Regions from separate parts of the Mus musculus genome. Here regions 2 and 3 are each linked to region 1. The links are chromatin loops, found by intact Hi-C in ENCODE. Cell type or tissue: heart. All regions are shown on one strand. Links, peaks and the distances in the headings refer to the core of each region. The heading gives the core; the rest is flanking DNA.

Region 1 (7,555 bases), core at 1,489-6,488:
CCCCATTGAAGAGACCCCAGGACAGGCAGCTCGGGATGTGGAGGCAGGAGAAACCCCTGGATATGTTAGGCCCCGGGATGCACTGTGTGTGTATATATATATGTGTGTGTGTGTGTGTGTGTGTGTGTGTGTGTGTGTGTGTGTCTCAGTGAGACTCCGCGCAGCTGGTAGCGGGTGCCTTCGGGTACGAAGTGTGAGCTCGTGGAACGCAGCCCCCACCCGGACTGGGGGAGACGGCGGAGCCCGCGGAGGGGCGGAGTCTGCGGCGGGGCGGAGCCCGGGGCGGGAGGGCTGGGGCGGGGGAGTCCAGGCGCTCCTGGCGTGGCTCGCGGTCGCCGGGTGCAGCTGCCCGGCCAGAGTGCATGGAGGGACCGCCGCCCCCTGCGCCCCTTGGGGCCGGCACGCGGAGGACGGCATAGCGGTCACAGCATGGAGCAGGTCAGCGGATGTCGGATACCGGCGCGTGTCTGAAAACCAGGGCAGCGGGCGCGGGTGACCCGGCGAGGGTGGGCGAGGCGGGAGCGAGGGCCGGACCACGAGGGAGGGGTGCGGGCGCGGGAGCTCGGGGCGGGGCTGAGCTGGAGAAGAGGGATGGGGCCGAACCACACCGAGCTGGTGCACACAGGCACACGGCGCGCTCTCGGGGCACTCCCCCATCGCTGATAACCAGGGAAGCAAGCGCAGAGGGTGCACTCTGCACCCCTCCCTACATTTAGAAGCCCCCATCTCCAGTTGGGAAGGGAAGCCCCTAGACCTTGCTCGCTAAACCTAGGGCTGAGGGGCACGGGCTCTACAGATTGGAGGGCTGGCCATAGAACTCCGTTGTTCCCCAGGTCCCCACCCTCCAGTGGGACTTCAAGATACAGCGGCCCTTCCCCCTACGTGTCAAGGGACTTCTCCCAGCCTGTCTGCCTCTTCTCCCAGTTACAGCAGCTGCAGCAACTGCTGCCACCATTTCATGACAGTGAGAAGATGGGGTGGGCTAGAAGGCTCGCCACATGAGCCCCAAAGGCAGCACGGCAGCCTTGGCCAGGTGGGCGGCTGCTTGCCTCTTACCCAGGTTCCGGGCACGGGACTGGGGTGTGGGCTAGGCTTAGTGACCAGGGAAGGGCCCCTTGCTTGAGCTGTCACTCTTCAAGGAGCTCTGCGTATCCACCCACCCCCACCCCACCCCGAGTCTGACCAGTCAGGCCAGTGAGTAGGAGGCTCCGATTCTGGCCCAGAGCCCTAGCTCTAAGAGGGGCAGCGAAGGGTGAGGGTGGAGTGTCCGCTATGCCCCCAGCAATGCTGACTCTATAGGGTCCTTGGGTGGGGTTTGGAGTGGCAGAGTTGGCTTTTCTGTCATTAGATGAGCCGGGAAATGCTGAACCTGTCCATGTAACCGTCTTGTCCCTGCTCTGGGCTCCTTTCAGCTGCTTGCTGTGGGGTCTTGGACTCTTTAGGTCTCTCCCCTCCTAGTGAGCTCTGGTTCCCCACACTGTTGCAGAGGGGGTTCAGGCATGGGCTACCTGTGATAGTGAAGAGTCAGCAGATGGATGACCCTAAATTCCGGGAGGTTGGGTGGCATGCTGTGCTCTGGTTTTCTTTCCTGGGCTGGGCTGTGAGGTTTGGGGCGGGGTCATGGGTTGCTCCCGTCTCTAGGCCTGTTTGGCATCTTGGCCTTAATTTAAATGGCCAGTGGCAGCTCCCAAAGCACCAGGCCTGGTAGGGGGAAGGGGACACAGCCCCTCGTCTTGCTGTGTACTGATGGACGCACGGGAAGGGGAGCCACTAAAGGCCACTGAGTTCTTCAGTATAAAATCAGTTTTATGTTACATTATGAATTTCATGTTTTTCTTAAGGGGGAAAAGCTAGGGCTACTACTATTTCCTGTCTTTCACAGCCCCACCCAAGTATGCCTCCAGATGACCTATTTGCTCCAGCATCTTCATGCTCTTCCTCACCATGCCCACCACCGTGCCCCCGGGAGTGGGACAGGAGGCTGAATTTTCTTTCTTCTACTCATCCTTCTTTTTGGTGTCACCATGGAGCCTGGGCTGCATTCCCTAGTGCTGGTGTTACAGGAGTGTATGTATGAACCTGGCTTCAGGCCCATGGGACTCCTGACCTGGCTCCACAGAGCGCTGCTGGCAGTCCTGGGATGTTTGTCTCCAGGCCACTGTGAGAGCTGCCAGCAATAGAGAGGGATAGCCTCTGTTGAAGAGCAAGGCTACTCAGCCTGGAGCCTTCCAAATGTAAGCACACTCTTGTGATGGGCGCAGTGTGCGGTGATTCCTGGTTCGGAGTGGAGGTGCCAGCCTGATATGTCTAAGACCTTGGGGTACTCTACACCCAGTGCCCTGCCAGCCTCTCTGCCAATGGCTGGTGTTCAAAGCTGCCCGGAAGCGTGGTGGTTCCTAAGGGGTGTTTCCGAAACCAGAGCTGCAGCAGCAGCAGCTCCTATTTTAAGTTTCCCATGTGCTGAGCCCCCTTGTAAATCAGAGAATCCTTTTATAGTGCAAGAGTCTCCCTGGTGTGTCTGCTTGGTATGTGTGGATTCTGGCATGTAGGGTTTCCTAAAGGGGAGCCTGTCTGGAATCTCTCCCAGGGGCTGGATTTGCCAGGTTCCCCCAATCTTGTGGCCAGCCCCGCCCCCTTTCCTCCCCAGTGGACTCCCCTCTTGCCACCCAGGGCTGGCTCAGGGCCAGACAAAGGAGATATAGGGGCAGCTGCTGGGGATTTCCAGACTGTCCAGGGGCGGAGGTGGGGGGAGTTAGGAGCCACCCACCCCTTTCCTCCTCTCTCCTTCCCTCCCTCTCTTTCCGTTTTCCTTGTCTCTCTGCCCCCCTCCCCTCTACTCCTTTCCTTCCCTGAAAGGAGGGCAGCCTGAGAGTGGAACAGACTCCTCCTATATGTGTGTGTGTCGGGGGGAGATGTTAGGGGGGAAAGCCGAGTCTGGGTCTCATATAGGACTTCAGGATCCCTAGTACAGAAAGGGTCTGGCCCCTCAGCCCCCACAATGGAGAGCAAGGTCAGACTTTGCTTGAGTCCTGAATCGGAGCTGGGAGAACCTCTTAGATTACTTAGCCTCTCTGAGCCTGTTTCCTCATCCACAGTGGACCTAATTATATCCATTTTACAGTGCTCTCATGGGGTTAAGTAAAATTAGATCAAAAAGACCATCCTCCGCACTAGACACAGTCCAGTTCCTCTCCCTTCCATCTTGGTGTTGCAAAGCCCTGCTAGCAGGTACCATGACCTCTGGGAGCTGTTGTTTAACATTGTGCTCAGCCACTTAGTCCATGGCCCAGTTAGGACCCTACTGATGGCTGATGACATACAATTAGGATCCAACTGAGTCCCCACCCCAGACCTCATCTCTCTGTGCCACCTCATAGGTTTTCCTAGCAGGCAGACAGTTCTGATGGAGCAGGTGATCTCTTCCTGCTGTGACACTTGGGCAGGTTTCATGTGACTACTGTCAACCCAGGGAAACTGCAGTCTCCTGTTCCAAGCCTGCTATCCAGGGTTGCTGGGCTAAGGACCCCAGCTGTTTGGCAAGTCCCTAATGCCTTTGGCCCGAACCTAGCCAGAGGTCTTTAGGCTTCCTTCCCAAGGTGTGTTTACCTTGGGATTTCTGCCACAGGGACAGGTGGCAGGGATCCCGGGGGCTGGCATCCTTTTGAATGAATGATATCCCCACTGACCCCTTTAAAAATACTTTGCGATGTCCTTCACCTTTAATCCCAGCACTCAGGAGGCAAAAGCAGGCTGTTCTCTGTCAGTTCAAGGTCACCCCCTAGTCTATATAGCAAGTTCCAGGCCAGCCAAGGGTACATAGTGAGACTGTCTAAAGAAACAAAACAAAACCACCAACCAGATGAACAAAAGGTTGTGGTCTGCTGAGTGGGTATGTGGGTTTGCCCAGGCCTGTGTCCCACCCCTTCACTCCTCCCTCTGCCTTTTATCAAAGGCCTTCAAGGGTCCAGGGTTGCCCCCAAGGCCACTTCCTTCTTTTCTAAGTGTCCAGCTTCACTCTTGTTTTGCTCAGGACAGAGATTGCCCCACTATTTCAGCACCATCCCAAAACATCCTTTGTGGGTCCATTACCCTCCCTAAAATAAGGGTTCCTTAAGGGATTGCATCTGCTGTTTAACCAAACTGCCCCGCCCTTCCATCACATTCAGTCCACGTGCTTTGGAGATGTAAAACTGTGTGTGGGGAGGGAAAGGTGGGGCAGTGTTTCCTTTGAGAGACCTCAGAGGATCTAGGAGCTGAAAGCCCGGGGTGCTAAAACCAGCTTTCCTATCTAGCCCTGCCTTCCTTTCTTTCTCCACCAGGGGGCCCTCGTTTTCTTATATTGGAAGGGCCGCTGCAGAGGCCAAGTTCATGGCCCTTTGGCCCTTTAATCCACCCGTCCATTTTACAGACAGTTCCCAACATATGGTAGCTTGAGAGACAGCTTCTTAATTTTTTTTTTTTTGAGACAAAGTCTTGTTATGTAGCCAAGGCTGACCTGGTACTTGAAGTGTTGACCAGACTAGCTTTAAACTAATTGACAACCACCTCCTACTGCAGCCTTCTGTGTGTGGGATTAAAGGTATATGCCACCACACCCAACTCAGTTTTCATGGTTTTGACTTCACCATAGTGTAAAAGCAATACAAATTCAGCAGAAACCACATAAAATAAGGTGTGGTGTACCCCAGGCTGGCCTAGAACTCTGTATGCAGCTGGGGATGGATGACCTTGAACTTCAAATCCCCTTCTCTCTACTTCCCCAGAGCTGGGGTTATAGCTATGCACTACCATGCCCAGCTTCCACAGATGGGACACAGGGTTTGATGTGTCCTAGGGGAACGCTCTTCTACCAACTAAGTTACATACTGTGCACTTGTAGTTCAGCTTTTGACCTCTGACCCTTTCCTGGGGTTATAAGGGGTTATAAGGCCCTGTCTTCGATGGCTGGGGTGGGGGGGGACCAATTTGAAGCCCTCAACCTATCGGGAATCAATCTGAAATCTGCACTGTTTGACTCAAACAGGGTGTTCTGCAGGATGGGCCTGGAATGAGCTATGTCGACCAGGCTGACCCAGAACAAGCGATATAGACCAGGATGGCTCAGAACTCACAGAGATCCAACACCTTCTGCATCCCAAGTTCTGGGATTGGACGAGAAATCTAGGATGGTTTTGATGGAAGTGAAATTGCACCCGAGTGTGGTGTTTTTCTTACAGCTCCAGGGTGTCTCAAGTCTGTCACTGAATGAGAGCCTCCCCTCCCTCTCTTGCATAGCCAGAGGATGGAGAAGGCCTTACTGATGCATGTTAAAGGATAAGGTGGAAGTGCAGAGAATGTAACTAGGCCTCAGAACTAGACAACTGCCTGATGAGAGGGACCGACGGGGCATCTCATCTCAGGGCTCCTGTGACATCCTGTGACACTGTAAATTCCTTGCCAACACAGGCCCAGGCCCAACACCAGGAGTCAGCCCTGTGGCGAGTTCTGTGTCCTCCTGGTCCCTGTGCAGCTCTGAGCTGCTTTTCTCCCATCTGCTCAGTCTCCTCCTGTGTGCCCACAGTCTCTCTCCCAGGCCTGTGCTTTTGAATGCTTGGTTTAATCTTTTTTGATTATATTGTATGTGAATGGGTGTTTTGCCTGCATGTGTGTCTGTGCACCATGTGCGTGTCTAGTGCCAGCGGAGACCAGAAGAGATCCTTCAGTCCCTAGGAGCTGGAGTTACAGATGGTTGTGAGCCACCATGTGGTTGCTGGGAATTGAACTCAGGACCTCTGGAAGAGCAGCCAGTGCTCTTAACCACTGAGCCATCTCTCCAGTCTTCCAATGTTGTTGCTTTCTTTTTTTTTTTTTTTTTTTTAAAGATTTATTTATTCACCATATGTAAGTACACTGTAGCTGTCTTCAGATACACCAGAAGAGGGAGTCAGATCTCGTTACGGATGGTTGTGAGCCACCATGTGGTTGCTGGGATTTGAACTCTGGACCTTCGGAAGAGCAGTCGGGTGCTCTAACCCACTGAGCCATCTCACCAGCCCTGTTGTTGCTTTCTTAACAAAACATTTACTGATGATTGTGTGTGTGTATATTTGTGAGCACATGCATGCATATACCTCCTTCTATGTACATGTGGAAGTCAAAAGACCAGTTTGCTCTTGATTTCGCCATAATAATCTGTGTATTAAACTCAGGCATTAGCTTTGGTGGCAAGTGTCTTAACCCGCTGCACTATTTTGCTTGTCCCTACATTTAAAACCACAACAACATTGTTTTAAAGGTATGTTTATTACATGCATATGGGTGTTTTGTCTGCACGCATGTCTGTGCACTCACCGCATATGTATGTGCCTGGTCCCTGTGGGGATCAGAAAAGTACGTCAGATCCCCTCGAACTGTACTTGTAGATGTGTGCAAGCTGCCATGTGGGTGCTTGGAACTGAACTTGGGTCCTCTATAAGAGCTGCTGATACATCTCGCCAGCCACCCTTAAAGTACATGTCCTAAAGATTGCTTTATTTACTTATTGAGACAGGGTCTCACTATGTAGCCCTGACTGTTCTGGAGCTCCATCTGTGGATCAGACTGGCCTCAGACTCATGGAGACTCAGCTGCCTCTGCCTCTTAAGTGCTGAGATTTAAGGCATGAACCACTACACCAGGCTACTTATTTTTATTTTAGGTGGATGAATGTTTTCCTGAATATATGTATGTGCCCCAAATTTGTATCTGAATCCCACAGAGGCCAGAAAAGGGGAGATGACTTTTAACTGCCAAGCCATCACTCCAGCCCCTCCCCCTCAAATTCTTTTTCCTTTTCCTTTCTTTTTCTTTTTCTTTTTCTTTCTTTCTTTATTTTTTTGAGGCAGGGTTTCATTATATAGCCCAGGCTATGCTCATACTTGCTGCCTAGAGTACGATGACTTCTGACTTGTGATCCTCCTGCCTCAGCTTCCCGAGTGCTGAGATCACAGGCCTGGGCCACCGTGGCTGACTCAGGATTCCTGTCCCATGCCTTCTCAGGGGCCTGCTGTCATCTGAGCTATCTCATCTTCCCACTCAAACAGCTGCCTGCCATGCCATGCCCAGGTGCCCTTGGATTGTCAAGTTGCCTGCCCTGCTCCCTGCCCCACCCCACTACCTCTCTTGCTCAGCTTCACCCTCTCCCTGAAGCCCTGCCTGTCTGCACAGTTTGACTTCCATTGGCTCCCAGTTAACTTACTAAGAATTCTCTCTGACCCACGTGATGCCACTTTCCTGTGTTTCTCTTCTGTCTGTCCCTAAAGGCTGGTGTTCCTGCAGGTACTGTCCTGCATATGGTCCCCTCATCCCCTTTCCCTCTAGGGGACTCTTGGGCTGCTTCCCCCGTCTCACTAGACTTCCTCAGTCAAGACTCTAACTCAAGCCAGTCTTCCAGAGAGGGACCACACCCAGGGTTTAAGCAGCCAGTAAATATTCCACCAAGTGTGGATTAAGTATGTAGACTCTGGAGCCCAGATGCCTGGGTTCAAATCCTGTGTGGGTTTGCATAAGATGCTTACTTAACGCATGCCCATAATCT
Region 2 (7,555 bases), core at 1,677-6,676, 220 kb after region 1:
TAACTTCCCTTTTCCCGGAACTGCTTTGTAGTGGTCTGAATGGTAGACACCCCCCGCCCAAAGATATTCCTAACCCTCAAAAACCTGTGACTGTGGCCTTTCTTAGAAAATGGGCTCTAGCAGAGCACACTTGTAGTCTCTGCACTTAAAGGCAGAGGCAGGAGGATCCCAGCAAGTTTCAGGGCAGTCTAGTTTACATCACAAATGCCAACCCATCAAGGGCTCAATCCTAAGGTCCAGTCTCAAAACAGTAGGAGTTTGGAATCACAACCAACTAAATAGAGTATGGATGAATTCTAAAGTCTAACACAAAGATCCTTATACCGAGAGGCCTCCAGAACTTGAGGTAGGGACCACCTCGGGCCATTGGAAGCTGGAAAGCACTAAGGGACTCTCCCCTAGAGCCTCAGAGCAGCAGGGTCCACTCCTGTCATTTGGTCCTGGCCTGTTCCAGTGTGAATGGAGGAAAAAAATAAAATAAAATAAAATAAAAAACTCTGTTTCAAAACCATCACCCCGTGCTGATTTGCTGTGGTAGATCTAAAACCAAATTCTGCCCCCTACTAGGTAACATGGCTAGAAGTTTCTAGAGCTTTGAAGTTTCTCAGAGCTTGGAGCTCTGAAAGTCTTGAAATTAATTAAACCTTGCCCAGAGGGTAGTTCTAGGTCTGACCAAAAGGTGTTAGGTGGAGGCTAAACCCTTCCAGTGGGGAGAGAGGAGCCGAGCGACCCCATTCCTTCCAGTTGCTCAGAGAAGGCACTCTGCCCAGAGCTGAATCTTTCTACCCGGCAGCTCCAGACAGGCTAAAAGACACAAATCCCATCCAAAAGACACCACTCTACCAAAGCAGGGAAATTACCATGAGCGTGGCGTCTGCCTTTCTCAACTTCTCCCTTGTAATTGATTTTTTTTCCGGGGTTTTCTCCCCACTCCCCAAAATCTCCCGTTTCCCTCCTGCGGGGGTGGGGGCTGGGGGTGACGCAAGGGCTAGGGTGGGAGGGAGATGACGGATACCTTTGCCCCATCGGAATGGATAGCACTCTTCCCCTCCTCCTTCCCCCTCCCCAGGACACAGCTGGAGGGGGGAGGGTAGGTCAACCGGGTTCATAAAGGCCAGATGTTAAGGAAAAAAGAGCCAAAGCGCCCACCCACCCCATCCCTTCCCTCTTCGCCCCCCACCCCGGGGAAAGGGGAGAGCTCTGAAAAGACTTTTGAGGTCCAAGAGTTTCTCCCCAAGAATTTACTCTGTGCAAACGATAAACATTTTTACAAAGCATGGTCACCAAAAAAAAAAAAGAGAGAGAAACACACAAACACACGTCCTTCCCAGTGTCACGTGGGAACACTTGCATCAGGTAGACACAAGGGCCATTAGAGCCCTCAGTAGCCGGCAGCTCTCAAAAGCACGTGCTCGCAGCATAACTCACCTACCCTGAACCTGATCACTCGGTGTAGAGAAAGCCACTCCACCCTTCTGACTAAAGGAGTCAGTCCTGACTGGGGCGTGGTCCAGGCCTAGCTCCTCTCAGTCCGGAAAACAGAACCTCTGACCCCAAACCTAATCCCCCAGGCCCTGCCCCCTTCTGATCCATCAGATCCCTGTCAACTCCCTAAATGCCTGAGGCCAAGAAAGGTTTAAGGTAGCTCGCCCAGCACAGGTTCCCTCCACGCCCCAGAGACCGCTTTCACTTGCCTTCCTCCAGTCTGTTTTGTACCCACCCGTGTTGGGTGTCTTTAGTATGCTTTCAAATTAGCCTTCTACCTACCCACCCGCCCCCATCCCATTCATAAATCGGAGGCAAGGACCTCGAAAGACTTGTTTGGTCTGATTTTATTGATTTATTCCATCTTCCATCATTTTCCCCGGGAGTTTTTGGCTCCTTCCCCGGGCAAAGCCAGCCTTGGGCCACACAGCATGGCCCTCTTCCTCCTTTCCTCTCAGAATGTGAGGAGAACGCTGAGGCTGGAGGTCTCTTTCCTTCATCCAACCTTCCGGCAAAGGGAAACTCCAAAACTGGACAAAAGGGTAAAGTCTGCTGGCTGGGACTGAAGATCTTGACAAGGGAAAATCACCTGAACTTGGGGAGGGGGAGGACTACGGAGAGAAAAGAGGGAGGTGTAAAGGGTTAAAGGTCTGGGCAGTGGGGGGTGGGGGATGCCCCCAGGGAGCTGTCAATCACCTTCAAACCCCAACCACAGCCCCCACACCGCTAAACTGACCCTCATTCAAACATGGAAACAACCGGTTTGTCCATCACCAAGGTCCGTCCCTCTGTCCCTTTCTTTTGGTCTTCGGGCCTTAGCCGCTGTGCTCCCCTGCGGTGAAGGCTCTGCCCGCCCGCAGGGAGGACGGAGATGGTCACTAAGCTTTCTGCAGGCTTTCCCGGACGCCAGTCCTTGGATCTTCCACAAAGATGAGTAGAAAGAGCATCAGCCGGACCTCTCGGGTGCTTGAAGATCACTGTCATTTGAGGTCCCGCGGGCCACAGCCCATAAAATGCAAAGCAAAGATCAGCCAAATTTCAGAATCGATGCTCCCTCCTGGAGCCCTCAGTCTGTCCGGGGAACCCAACTTGCCCCCGGGTAGAAGAGGTCCGACGCTCATAGTTCTTCCAAGTTGACCCACCAGGATTTGAGACCCGGGGGCTCAGGGACAGCGGGTCCTCCCATCTGCCACTTCCACAGCGGGTGGGCAGGCGGCGGCTTGGCGTCTCCCTGGAGGCGAAGCGAGGAAGCCGGCCCTAGGTCTCCGTTCTCTTCCACCACCAGAGCTGGGGGACAGGGGAAGCAGTCAAGGAGGCTGAAGGTGCTCGATGTAGGAAGCGTCGGGACGGGCCGCCGTGGCTGCACACTGGGCGGGGGCGGCGCTGGCCGCCGTCGTTTCTTGGCTGCTCCACGGGCTTTGGCCGCGGGCCGTTCGGGCCCTCGGCGCAAACTTGGAGTGTCCAGGGCGAACCCCTTCGCGTAACACCAAAGTTTCGAGCGGCGGATCAGGCGGTTGAAATGTTCCTGGCGGAGATCGCGGGGCGGGTCCGGTGCTGCGTCTGCCGTCGAGGGGCTGAGCGCGGGTGCCTCAGGCGCGGTCGGCGCAGGGTCTCCACCCCCTGGAGCCTCGGAGGCCGGCACAGGCTGCTCGGAAGGCGCAGGCTCCGGGGAGAGGCCCGCAGGTGGCGACGGAGGCGGGGAGCCGGGCTCAAGGGGCGGACTGCTAGCTGCATCAAGACCCCGGGCTGGCCTGGGCGGGGACCAGGCGGGGTTGGTCGGAGAGTCCTGAGGACGCAGGGGAGCAGGGCAGCGGCCCGGAGGTGCGCAGGAACCAGCGCCGAAGTGCGGGAAGCCGCCTCCGCCCTCTTCCTCCTCTCCACCGCCTGGGCACACCGCGACGTCTGCATCCTCGCGGGCCGGGGAGCTCACGTCGCTCGGCCGCCCGGCCTGTCCCCCGAGGTGCTTCAGGCCGTCCGCGGCCCAGCCTCCTGTGCATGGCGAGGCCGGGGGGCCCAGCAGCACCGGGGTCCGCGGCGCCAGCTCTCCAGGCCCCAGGCCCAGGGAGGACGGCCGGGGTTTGGCAAGGGCGCAGAAGGCGAGGGCACGCAGGCACAGTGGGGAGAACTCTGGGGTCCCCCGACGCGGCTTCAGGGGCGTAGGCGAGCAGGGAGACCCCCGCGGGGAAGCGGGCACTGCCAGGCGGGGAGGAGGACACAGAGTCTCCATGGAGCAGCCTTGGGGGTCGCCCACTGCGGGGGCCCTGGTCCCAACGGCGGGATACCCCGGCGGCCCGAAGAGCCTGCGGGCCAGGGGAACATCGCCCCCCGTCGACGGGGAGGTCTGTGCTCACGGGCGTCCGGGGCCCACCACCAAGAGCCCGCGGCGGCGCTCCGGCTCTCTCCTCGGTATCGTCACGCGGCCCTCGCCGCGGCCGGACTCCTGGGTCCCCGCGCGTCCCCGGTGCGATCGGTCGCGCTTCCTGCCGCCGCGTTCCCGGCGCAATGCCCGGCACGATCACCCCTCAACGCCGAGGCGGGGGCAAACAAAGCAGCCGGCGCTCGCCGCCGGCGGGAAGGACCCCGGCCCGGCGCCCGGTGCCCGGGCCCAGCGGCGGGGAGGGCGCCTTCCGCCCTCTCAGCTTCTTTCTTCCCCGCTGGCTCCGGAGACCGCGTTATAGAGAACTGCCCCCTCGCTGCCCCAATACCAGCGCCGCGGCTGCGAGCCCGCCTCTGATTGGGCGCTGCTGCTCTGACGTCACGTAGACCCCACCCCTCTGGCGGCACGGCCCCCGTCCCCATTCCGCACACAGACACACACACGTGGACCCGGAGCTGCTGGGCTGGAGGGCGGAGAGCAGGGACGCGTGGATCTAGGCGCGCGCGGGTGGAAGTGCGAGGGGCCAGACGCACGGCTCCTGGTGGCCTGTTGATGGCCTGGGATCGTTTTAGCTGGTCGCAGGTCCAGTCACTTGTTTACCCAGTAGAAGTCGCGGTTTTTCCGCATCTGTAAAATGGGAAAGTTTGTTTCAGCCCTTTGGAAGAAAATGGTGCTCCGTGAATTCAGAGAGACAAACTCAAAACCAACGTAGAGGAAAAAGATGAAGCCGAGCGTCGGTGGCTTAAGAGCTTGGTGTAGCAAGGAGTCGCTTGCTAAGAGTGTCCTGTGGTCTTTGCTCAGGGCCGGTAGAACAGGGGCCTGGCACTCGGGAACTCAAAAGCAAACAAAAACGCTTGTAGAGTGAATGATTAGGAATTCGCTATATATGTGCAAGATTCATAAAAGAAAAAAATAAATTTGGAGAAAGGGGAGCTTCGACACACCCACGGAAGACAATAAGCTGACTTTCTCTCCGTACTTGTTTCCTTTTCTTGGTGAAGTATGGAAGTGCCCCACATCTTAACGGAATTCCAACGCGCTGGCACCGTTGGGAGCCTCCAGATCCCAGGACTCGACCATCTGGATCCTGAGCGACCTGAATGGGTGGAAAAGACCAAAAACCTTACTCTCCATCCACAAACAAAAAGTGAATAATTTCCAGAACATGCTCTGATAATGTACACATCTCTCACATCTCTTCCCCTCTAGTTCCTACACAGCCTGCTCATTTGTGAAACTGGCTTGTTCCTTAGTGCTGACCTCTCCTCGGAGTCTAGAAAGAGCTGGTGCCCTGGCTGCACAGTCGAGCCCAGCGGCCAGTAGAGCATCCAGTCTTGATCACTGCTATATCCCTACTGCCCAAACGGCACAATAAACATTTGTGAGTCTTTGGGCTATTCATCGTCATCCTAAAATCAGGTTAGAAACAGCTGCTTTTCATCTGCAGAAGTACACGAGATTTATATGTTGGCTTGGACTAGGGGTAGGATGAGACTGAGGGATACAGATTTTTCTTCTGAGCCAGGGCAAAAGAAAGCTCTCCCTCCCTCGCTGATAGGGTCTCACCCACCATGTGGCCTGGAACTCCAGCGTCTGGCTTCACCCTCCCGAGTGCTACACTTAACATGTACAATCGCTTTTTCTGTACCAGGACAAATGATGCAGCTTGCATCCTCATCCTCCCAGCGGTGACAATAGACACACTGTTTTTCTAAATAACATCAAACAAGACCTGAGAAGAAAGGGATGGGAGGATGGGCCCCCCCCCCCCCCACACACACACCCTTTCCTTGGCAGAGACCCAAGGTAAAGCTTCAAAGTGGGACTTACTGATGAAGAGGGTTCAATATTCTGATCTCCCACTTCCCCTACCCCAGGTTTCCTCTAAGGAACAGCTGTCATGAAGTGGGTGGGTCCCTCTGGGGTCCTGCCAGGTCACATGTTTGAACTGGATCTAACCTCCAGGCTCCTTTGCCCATAGAGCCCTCACCCTACTTTAATCTCTCTCTCTCTATCTGGAAGACATTATAGAAGGTGGGTGATCTGCACTAGGGAGGGGGTTGGAAGCCTTAGCAGGATGTTTTTGGCTTAGAGAGAGAGACATCTAACTCCATGCTCTTCTCTAGGTTCTGTGACAGATGTCTGAGATCAGCCTTGGCCCACTGCAGGAGCTTGGCCTGGGAGGCTCCTTTCTCTTCCCCGTTTTCTGGTGTCTCTCGAATTTGCAGCCCTGCACCCAGCACGGTGTGGATCTCTGTGTGAATAAATCAGGGAAAATTATATAACAATGCAGCTCCCAGGCTTCTCCCTTCTCCCACTCCAAAGCTGCCAGCTCCCCAACCCTGAGATAAGGGTTTTAATGAAGGGGTCAACACGGTTAAAGAGTTCTCCCCTGGAGGAGAAATTCCCTCCACCTTCCCTTCCCGGAATACATGGAAGCAGTTAAAAACACTGTGGGGAATGGGTATATGCCACAGTTGAAATGACCCGACGTCAAGGTACCATCTTTTTCAGAAGACTTGGTGGGGGCGGCTATGATTGCCCAGATACGCTGTGTCTCAACGTCCCTTTCAGAAAATGGGACAACTGTGCTTTTCTCACAATATCAACAGCAGGGCTGAACGCGAAGTTTCCCAGCACCAATCCCCTCACGTGGGCCGACCCAACTGCTGCACTTCCCACAGTGAACAGTAGAGGGCACTCGCCCCCATCCTCCGCCTACCACAGGATGGGTGGCTGCTTCCCCTACAGACACAAGCTGGGTGCGAGGAACTGTTTGACGCCACTCCAGAGGGAAGGACAAAAGAAATAGGAAAGGCCCTTGGGGGGGGGGGGAGGTGGCTAGCCCAGAAGACAGTTCTCCTTCGAAGCCCATCTAGTTCTTAACCAAGGGAGAAGGGAGCATGTTCAGGGATTTTGAAGGGAGGGGCCTCCCAGGATCTCCCAGGGTAAACTTTTTCCTTGAACTGTCCTAGCCTTCCAGGCCGAACTTCCCAGCATTATTTTTTTTAAGATTTATTTATTTTATGTATATGAGCACACTGTAGCTGTCTTCAGACACACCAGAAGAGGGCATTGGATCTCATTACGGATGGTTGTGAACCACCATGAGGTTGCTGGGAATTGAACTCAGGACCTCTGGAAGAGCAGTCAGTGCTCTTAACCGCTGAGCCATCTCTCCAGCCCCACTTCTCAGCATTTCGTGTTTACTAATCTGTAAGAATTCTGCTACTTATTGCCCAGATCTGCTCTTCTAGCACAGACACTGTTTCTTGGTTTGTTCAGTTCCGTGACAATTGGTAGCCTGTGCTAGCTACAAACTCCAGATCCTCCTGCCCTGAACCTTCAAAGTAGCTGGGATTATAAGTGTCTACCACCACATATACTTTGTTTTTAAATTTATTTTTGTGTGAACGTATGGAATGTTCCTGTATATTCAAAGGCACATGACTGTGTACGCACATTGTCAAAATCAGAGGTCAGCCTCCACTGTTGTTCCCCAGGAGCCTTCCGCTTTTTGAAATTTTTGCTTTTTTTGTTTTGTTTTGTTTTGTTTTTTTTCGAGACAGGGTTTCTCTGTGTAGCACTGGCTGTCCTGGAACTCACTTGTAGACCAGGCTGGCCTAGAACTCAGAAATCTGCCTGCCTCTGCCTTCCAAGTGCTGGGATCAAAGGCGTGTGTCACCACTGCCC
Region 3 (7,555 bases), core at 1,677-6,676, 61 kb after region 1:
GGATTCTGGTTTGCTTCCAGAAAATTCTTGTAGGCAGCCCTCTGTTTCTGCTTGTGTCCTTTGGGAATGAGAGGCTCACTGCAGGCAGGCCTGCATCTTTACACTTTGGGCTATCAGGAGCCACTTCCTGGGCCAGAGAGACTGCCCAGCAGTAAAGAGCTTCCAGAGGGCCTGAGTTGGATTCTCAGAGCTTACAAGTACCTGCAGCTCCAGCCTCAGGAGACCTGACACCTCTGACATCTGTGGGCGTCAACACTCATATGCATCCCCCAGTACACACACACACACACACACACACACACACACACACACACACACACATATTTTTGTTTAAACTTTAAAATCTTTTTTTTTTTTAAATAGCCGAAAGAAAGCATTTCCTTTGGTCATGCCAAAATGTGCTCTCATCTCACAGATTGGTCCTTGAGGCCACCAACTACCCTCATGGAGCCATGGTCTCCTTCCTGGGGGCCAGTCACCTTGCCCCCTAAGCCTTCTCTCACCTTTCAGTCTCCCTAGTTATTTGATGAAGTCCCTGTGTCCTAGTGTGTGGGTGTGGCATTGAATGTGTGGGACCCTTCTGACCTCCTTCAGCTGACCCCAGCTCTCTTTGCCATTGTTCATCCCAGAAGACAGTGTTGCAGCTCCCAAAACCCCCTGGGGCATCAATATTATCAAGAAGAACAAGAAGGCCGCCCCGAGGGCATTTGGAATCCGGTTGGAGGAGTGCCAGCCTGCCACCGAGAACCAGGTGGGTCCCCACAGTGCTCGAAGCAGGCAGCACCTAGGAGACCTGGGTAGGGGACCAGAGCTGTGAGGATGTAGCGGCTGCCCGTTCCTCATGTACACAGCCAGGTGGCTGCCGAACTGAGGTCCGCCCTGGTTTGCACCTTCTGAGTCGGTGGCTCATATTAGTTCTGACCCTTAGATGGAGGCCGTAAAGACTTCATCTCCTCGGGTGTCCTGGTAGCAGCTCTGGTCTTAATTCTCTACCACTTAGCCTCCTACCCCAGCCATCTCCCTAATCCCTCTCCCATGTCTGTGCTCCTAGCGTGTCCCCCTGATCGTTGCTGCCTGCTGCCGTATTGTGGAGGCCCGGGGGCTGGAATCAACTGGCATTTACCGGGTACCTGGCAACAACGCAGTGGTGTCTAGCCTGCAGGAGCAGCTCAACCGTGGGCCAAGTGACATCAACCTGCAGGATGAGGTGGGTGTGGCTCGGCTGCTGGTGGAGTCCAGGAACTGCCTGGTTGTACTCACCATGTTCTACTCTGCTTGTCACTGGGCCAGAGTGTCCAGGTGGCAGGAGAAAGCCTGCCTGCCCAGTCAGCAGGCCCAGTGGGCACCTCCCCAAGGATGGCCCAAAAAGAAATGGAGCCCTGGCCTGCTGGGTACTGAGACAGAGGCAGCTGTTTTGTTTTGTTTTGTTTTGTTTTGTTTTGTTTTGTTTTGTTTTGTTTTGTTTTGTTTTGTTTTGTTTGAGAGGGTCCTCTATGTAGCCCAGGCCTCTGCCTTCCAAGAGCTGGGATTATAGATATGTGCAGTGGCAAGGCAGCTGTCCTCCCTGGCTAGGTGACAGTTTTGCATGAGCACTTAGGACGGCCCAGTTCTCTCAGCTAAAATCAAATACAAATACGGGCAGAGAGAGGGCTGAACACTTGCTGGGAATTGAACTTCCAAGAGAGCCAGCTAGTGAGCATTTTTTTAGGCCTCCTGCTGCTCTTCCTGCCTCCCCCGCTCTCCTCTGCATCCTCATCCTGCCCACCCTCTCTCCTTTCTACAGTCCTTTAGCACCAGGCAAAATGGGCTGCATTCCATGGGCCGCTGAGGTTCAAAGATCCCTGGCCTGGTGGAAGAGGGTGCGCCTTGCTTTCAAGGTGGCCGGCCACCAGTGTGTAGCCTGGAAAGAGAGGCTGAAGCTGAGAGCAGACTGTAGCTGCTGACACACTGCACCAAAGAGTGGGTAGTATGCCTGGCAGTTTTCAAATGATTCCTGGAGTCTTAGGTTCCCAGAGGGGCTTTGAAGAGGCCACACTCAAGTCAAGACCCCTTCCTTTGCTGGATGGAGGGCCACCCTGCTCTGCTCTGAACTTTTCACATCTATTCGTTTATTTGCTGGGGGCTCCACACAGACTTTGTGTATGCTGTGGTGCACGTGTGGAAGTTGGTTCTTTCTTTCCATCATGTGCGTCCCGGGAGCAAACTCGGCTTTGGGCTTGGCACAAGCACCTTTACCTGAGCGCCTCTCTCACTAGCCCACCTTGGATTTTTTTTTAAGATTTATTTATTATTATTCATTAGTACACTGTAGCTGTCTTCAGACACACCAGAAGAAGGTGTCAGATCTCATTACGGATGGTTGTGAGCCACCATGTGGTTGCTGGGATTTGAACTCAGGACCTTCGGAAGAGCAGTCAGTGCTCTTAACTGCTGAGCCATCTCGCCAGCCCCACCTTGGATTTTTGTGTTAAGATTTTATTTGACCAAAGGGGCTCTAATGCAAAGGGCTTTACAGGGGAAAGCCACGAATCTGGCTAGTGAAGCACCACAGACCCCAGGACCTGCCATTAAGCACTTGTGTATAAGAGGAGGGAGGGATTGCTGAGGGATGGAGCAGAGGCAGCCTCCAGAGTTCCTGAGGGTATAGGAGAGCAGGTGGGAGAGTTGGCAGGGAATGACAGCGTTGTTTGAGACTCGTGGAAGGGTTTGAGGGTTGGAAAAAGGTGGATACACTTTTTGTGTTTGGGGGTGGGGATGTAAGACCCAGGGGGAGTGATGGGTTTCTAAAGCTTTTGACCTTGAACCAGAGGACTGTGAGGAACTTTTGGCAGATCTGGGGGGAGCACTGCCGAGGGTAGGGTGTGAGCGAGAGCGATGCTGAGGTTTTGTGGAGAACTGAGAGTGCAAGCCCGGGAGCAGAGGGGGAGGAAAGAAGCCCAGAGATGCTGGGGTCACTAATGGTCAGGATAACAGAGGGCCCTGGGTAAGTGGAGGCCGGGAGAGGGAGGAAGGACAGGCAGAGAGACCAGAGGGAGGACTGGTATCTGTGTGAGGAACAGGTTGGCTTGAGGAGAAGCTGAAGGAGATGAGTCAGATTGTGGCCCTACTGCATTTGGGATGATGGCACATCACCTATGTGGGTTGACAGTATCCTCAGGCCCTGACTAAGTGAGGTCATGTGACAGCCTGGGACCAAGGGAAAAGGCAGACTGAGACCAGCTTGGAAGGGCAGAAAGACAGAGCTCTTAGGAAGCTGGTGTGGGAGCAGACCCTATCAGAGAAGACCAGACAGAGGCCGTGCTCAGAGGGAGAGGAGAGGTGCTCAGCCCTCAGGGAGGAACTGAGAGGGACCTGTAGGAACCGCCTCCGACCGGGTCAGCATTCAGTGAAACACATCAGCTCGCCTTAGCCAGGAAGAAGAGAGGCCAGAGTTGGAGGGGTGGCTGGCCTGACCAGGCTCAGTGTGCTGGCTGCAGCTTAGTAGCGGGTATCACTCGCACAGATGTTTTAATCAGTGCTTTGGTGAACTGTGGGACGTGAGTACTGTGTATGCGCCCATGGAGAGGGTGATGTTGGGCACTCTGGCACAGAGCTGAGGCTCTTTGTGATGAGTCTGTGTCTCCTACACCTGTGTCTCTGCTGACTTGTTTCCTTGCTCTCTGGGCAGTTCTGAGACAGGAACTCAGAACTAGAGCATAAGCCTAGCACCTAGCTACGGCATGTAGGGTGTTGGTGCCCCCTGGTGGACAGAGTGAACTGTCTCTTCCCGTAATTATTAGAGCAGATTCTCTTCCCTAGCTCAGTGACCATTTGAGGCAAATTAATCATGCATTGAGGTGTGCGTGTGGTAGTGTAGTGGAGGAAATTTAGCGCCATCCCTGGCCATATCCTCCCACGTATGTGGTGCTCCCTCAGCCCAGATGGGAAAGCCAAAATAGCCCGCCTGGAGACTCCGAGCAGGTAAAAGTGTTTGCCAAGCAAACCTGATGGTGAGCTGACACTAACTCAGCACCCACGGAGGAAAGAGGGGACTGACTCTGAGACTATGTCCTCCGACCTCCCCACATGCACAGGTCCCAAACGCCCTGATAATAAAGAAGGGCAGAGAGAGGGTTCACTGAGCAGGTCCCAGGACCCATGGTCATGCCGAATGGGTATGGTAGCTCACCTGTAGTTCCTGTCTTCAGAAGGTGGGGACAGGATCCCCAGAGCAAACTGGCTAAGGAGAGTAGCCACCGTGGTGTGCTCTGGGTTTGATGGAGACACCCTGCCATATTGAATAAGGTGGAGGAATGGTAGAGAATGATCAGGCCGAGCATGTACACTCCGATCCTCATGCTCACATGTATACACACACATGAAAATGGGAGACCCTTGGGGGACAAAAATCACCCCACACTTAGCTCATTTGGATCCCGGCCCCTCAGAAGGCAGTCTCCTGGGAGATAATGAAGAAGCGTCGGGAAGAATGTCAGAGTGTGATACAGATGACGCCGTGGTGGGATTCATGGGTGGCCGCTTGGACTTTGGCAGTGAGGCAGGGTGAGGAGGCGTTCCTGTGCAGGGCAGGGCTAGAGAGTTCCACTAGGGGACAGCATGTGCACAGGGCCTGGGACAGGAAGGAGTTGGCACGCAAGCCCTGTGCTGTGGACCCTTGGGCTTTGTGTGATGTGGCTGCTCAGAGGATCACTCCTAGCTGGGGAGAGTCAGGAGGAGGTGCTGGGCCTGGTACTTACAGATACACTGGAGATGTCCAGGCATACTTATGTGGGGTAGCTGTACTGATGTCTGTTCCCCACCCTTGGGCCCTCTTGCTTCTTGTGGGGGCAGTATTGAGCCCACTGAGCTGTCTGTAGTCAAGTATGTGTTCTGACAGGCATGGAGGCCTGGGGACTTGGTGGCCTGGCTGGTCCTAGAGCGTGTATGGACATGGGAATGTGGGCCCCTGGGATCCTGTCTGTGTCCTGACGTCTTCGTTCCTCCTTAGCGCTGGCAGGACCTCAATGTCATCAGCAGCCTGCTCAAGGCTTTCTTCCGCAAGCTGCCGGAGCCTCTTTTCACTGATGGTGAGTAGTGGGTGGCGTTGGGAGGGGCATCCTATCCACTCCCTTCCCCACCATTCCTGGCCACACACACTCTCTCTATTTGGGTTGTTGGTTTTAATTTTACAAGTATTTATTTTATAAGTAATTTTTATTATATTTAAAACACCAAAGATATTTGTGTATGTGAAATACCAAGCCTGCCCATCTGTCCATCAGTCCTGACTCCATCCTCCCTTGCTGAGGTCATGACCATGCTCCGAACAGTCTCTGTAGCCTAGCACTGCCCCCTGTAACAGTCCCTGAGCAGGGACTGTTATCAAACTCCTTCGTGGGCCGAGACACGGACTCAGAGGGGTAAAGTGACTTGCTAAGGTCACCCAGACTGTGTGCGGCACAGCCACATTCCACCTCAGACTTCCACAGAAACCCGTCTCAAGCCCATTATTATCAGTTTGAGCAAGTGTAGCAGCGCATGCCTCCAATCCCAGCACTCAAGAGGCTGCGGCAGGAGGATGATGTTTTTGAGGCCAGCCTGGGCTACGTAGAGAGCTATAAAACAAAAGTCTGTTTCAAAATCGAAATTACAAGTAGTGTATAGTAGCTATACCTTTAGCCTCAGTACTCGGAAGGCAGAGGCAGACGGATCTCTGTGAGTTCGAGGCCAGCCTGGTCTACACAGAGAGTTTCAGGATAGCCAGGGCTACACAGAGAAACCCTGTCTCAAAATTCAACACAGAACAAAAATCATGCACAGACAAAGCAGTTCTGTCAACCTGTTGTGTTTCTTTCCTGACCTTCCCACTGTGAGGCTATGGGTGAGACACCCAGACCAACCCAGGGCGGAGTGACGGTTGGAGCTTAGTGATGCGCTGATGAATGTTGACAACTGGCCCTGCGGGAGAAAAAAGTCCCAGGGTGTTACATTTTCCAGTTTCTGTGGTGTGAATACTCTCACTGTGACGTACTTCAAGCCACTGGCATGGTATTCCCAACACAGACAGGAGAGAGATCTCCATTGTGTCTGCACAGCCAGTATGAGCAGGTCGCAGCTTCCCTGCTGAGAGAAATACAGTCAGAAAAAGCCATGCTTTCCAGATGGCTTCTCTACTGATGGGAATTTAGATGGGCTAAAACTGGGCGGTGCCCCTCCTTGAATCTGCCCTTACAAGCCTGGACCTGTGCTGGAGGCTTAGGTGTGGAGCGGTAGGTCAGTCTCCTATAAGGGCTGGTGTGGCTTTCACAAGGAGGAGGCCGAATTCATATTCACACAAGCAAGTGTGCAAGTATGTCTCTGTCACCTTTTCAATTATATATATCTCCCCACCCACCCCCACCCCCTGAGACAAGGTTTCTCTGTGTGGCCCTGGCTGTTCTGGAGCTCACTCTGTAGACAGACTGGCCTCCAACTCATAGATCATCTCCCTCCCCACTCCCCCCGCCGAGTGCAAGGATTAAAAGTGTGCATCACCATGGCCTGGCTTATTTTTATTTATTACGTTTTATTTATTTGGTGGGGGTGGGGGTGGGGCAGGGGTGCATGTGCTATTTGTGGAGGTTCTTGTCTTCCAACCTGTTGGTCTCGGGGATTGAACTCTGGTCCTCAGGCTTGGTAGCGGATGCTCTATCTGCCGAGCCAGCTCATCAGCTGCCTTATTTTGCTTACTTTTTTCTTTTGGTTTACTTATTTCATTTTGCTTGTGGAAGTGTTCTGCAGTCATGTATGTCTATGCTTAGTGCCTAAGGAGGTTAGAATAGGGTATTGGATCCCCTGGAACTGGAGTTACAGATGGTTGTCAGCCATGGGAATTGAACCTGGGTCCAAGGTCAACAGATGGCTGTTAACCACTGAGCCGTCTCTCCAGCCCCCTATTGCTTCATTTGAGACACTAAGTTACTCAGGCTGGCTTTGAACGTCTGACGGTCTCCTATCTGTCCCTGAGTATCTGGAATTCCAGGCAGGCATCGCCACACCTTGTTTGTAATTTTCTTCTTTTCTGCAGTCTGGGCATCAAGTACAGGGCCTTGCGCATTCTGGATATGCACACTGCCGCTGGACGGCAGCCCTGGCTTAGTTATTAGTGCTTGGAGCCTTGATCATCAGGAGGGGGATGGTCTCGTGGTTGTTTCAGTGCCTTGCCCTCCTTTCAAGGGAAGGTGAGGCTTTTTGTTAGTTTTCTGGCTCTATGTAGAAGTCAGGCCGGGGTTCTCCCTCCCAGCCCCATGCTCCCAGAAATAAGGCTCAGACTCAAAATATCTTTACAAATACTCTAGCCATATAGCTCAGCCCTTCTCTGACTGGATCATAACTTAGTATAGGCCAGTTACTTGAATCTACATTCTGCCACGTGGCTGGTTACCAGTGCTTAGGTACCATGGGCAAATTTCCCAACCTCGCTCTATCCAAGAAGTCTTTCTGCCTCCCGGATGTCCCACCTTCTACTCTACCCTTTCCTATAGGACATAGGTTAATTGACAGGTGATGCATCCCTATAATACACAAGAATTCTCTC

Evidence for each region. A loop is a pair of places that touch in the nucleus more often than their neighbours do. Peaks named below come from ENCODE experiments on the same cell type or tissue, not always from the same donor. Only the 100,000 strongest peaks of a DNase experiment are listed, where the experiment ranks them.
Region 2: a loop joins it to region 1, with 2.6 times the contacts of the local background. A loop is called at or near these places in 8 of 42 quality-filtered maps.
Region 3: it touches region 1 in a loop (7-fold over the local background); 24 of 42 quality-filtered maps call a loop at or near these places.

Annotation. Positions count from the first base shown.
Region 1 is chr11:97,404,093-97,411,647 of GRCm38, forward strand. It overlaps a transcript of Arhgap23 not described here. Among named protein-coding and RNA genes, the nearest start is that of Arhgap23, 42 kb to the right of the region's middle. In heart, for the core only: a CTCF peak has its summit at 4,312 (motif pointing right); DNase peaks (open chromatin) are centred at 2,129, 2,659, 3,539 and 4,299; H3K4me3 peaks cover 1,293 bases; H3K27ac peaks cover 2,197 bases; H3K27me3 peaks cover 322 bases.
Region 2 is chr11:97,625,570-97,633,124 of GRCm38, forward strand. It overlaps Epop (elongin BC and polycomb repressive complex 2 associated protein), which reads right to left and starts at 4,147. Exons shown (of 1, transcript NM_175332.3): 1 at 1,818-4,147. The coding sequence starts at 3,712. The coding sequence ends at 2,603. In heart, for the core only: a CTCF peak has its summit at 6,553 (motif pointing right); DNase peaks (open chromatin) are centred at 3,192, 4,222 and 6,552; H3K4me3 peaks cover 3,816 bases; H3K27ac peaks cover 1,856 bases; H3K27me3 peaks cover 4,674 bases.
Region 3 is chr11:97,465,381-97,472,935 of GRCm38, forward strand. It overlaps Arhgap23 (Rho GTPase activating protein 23), which reads left to right. Exons shown (of 19, transcript NM_021493.2): 10 at 630-751; 11 at 1,052-1,207; 12 at 4,988-5,066. Among named protein-coding and RNA genes, the nearest start is that of Arhgap23, 19 kb to the left of the region's middle. In heart, for the core only: a CTCF peak has its summit at 3,742 (motif pointing left); DNase peaks (open chromatin) are centred at 3,441 and 3,651; H3K27ac peaks cover 1,147 bases.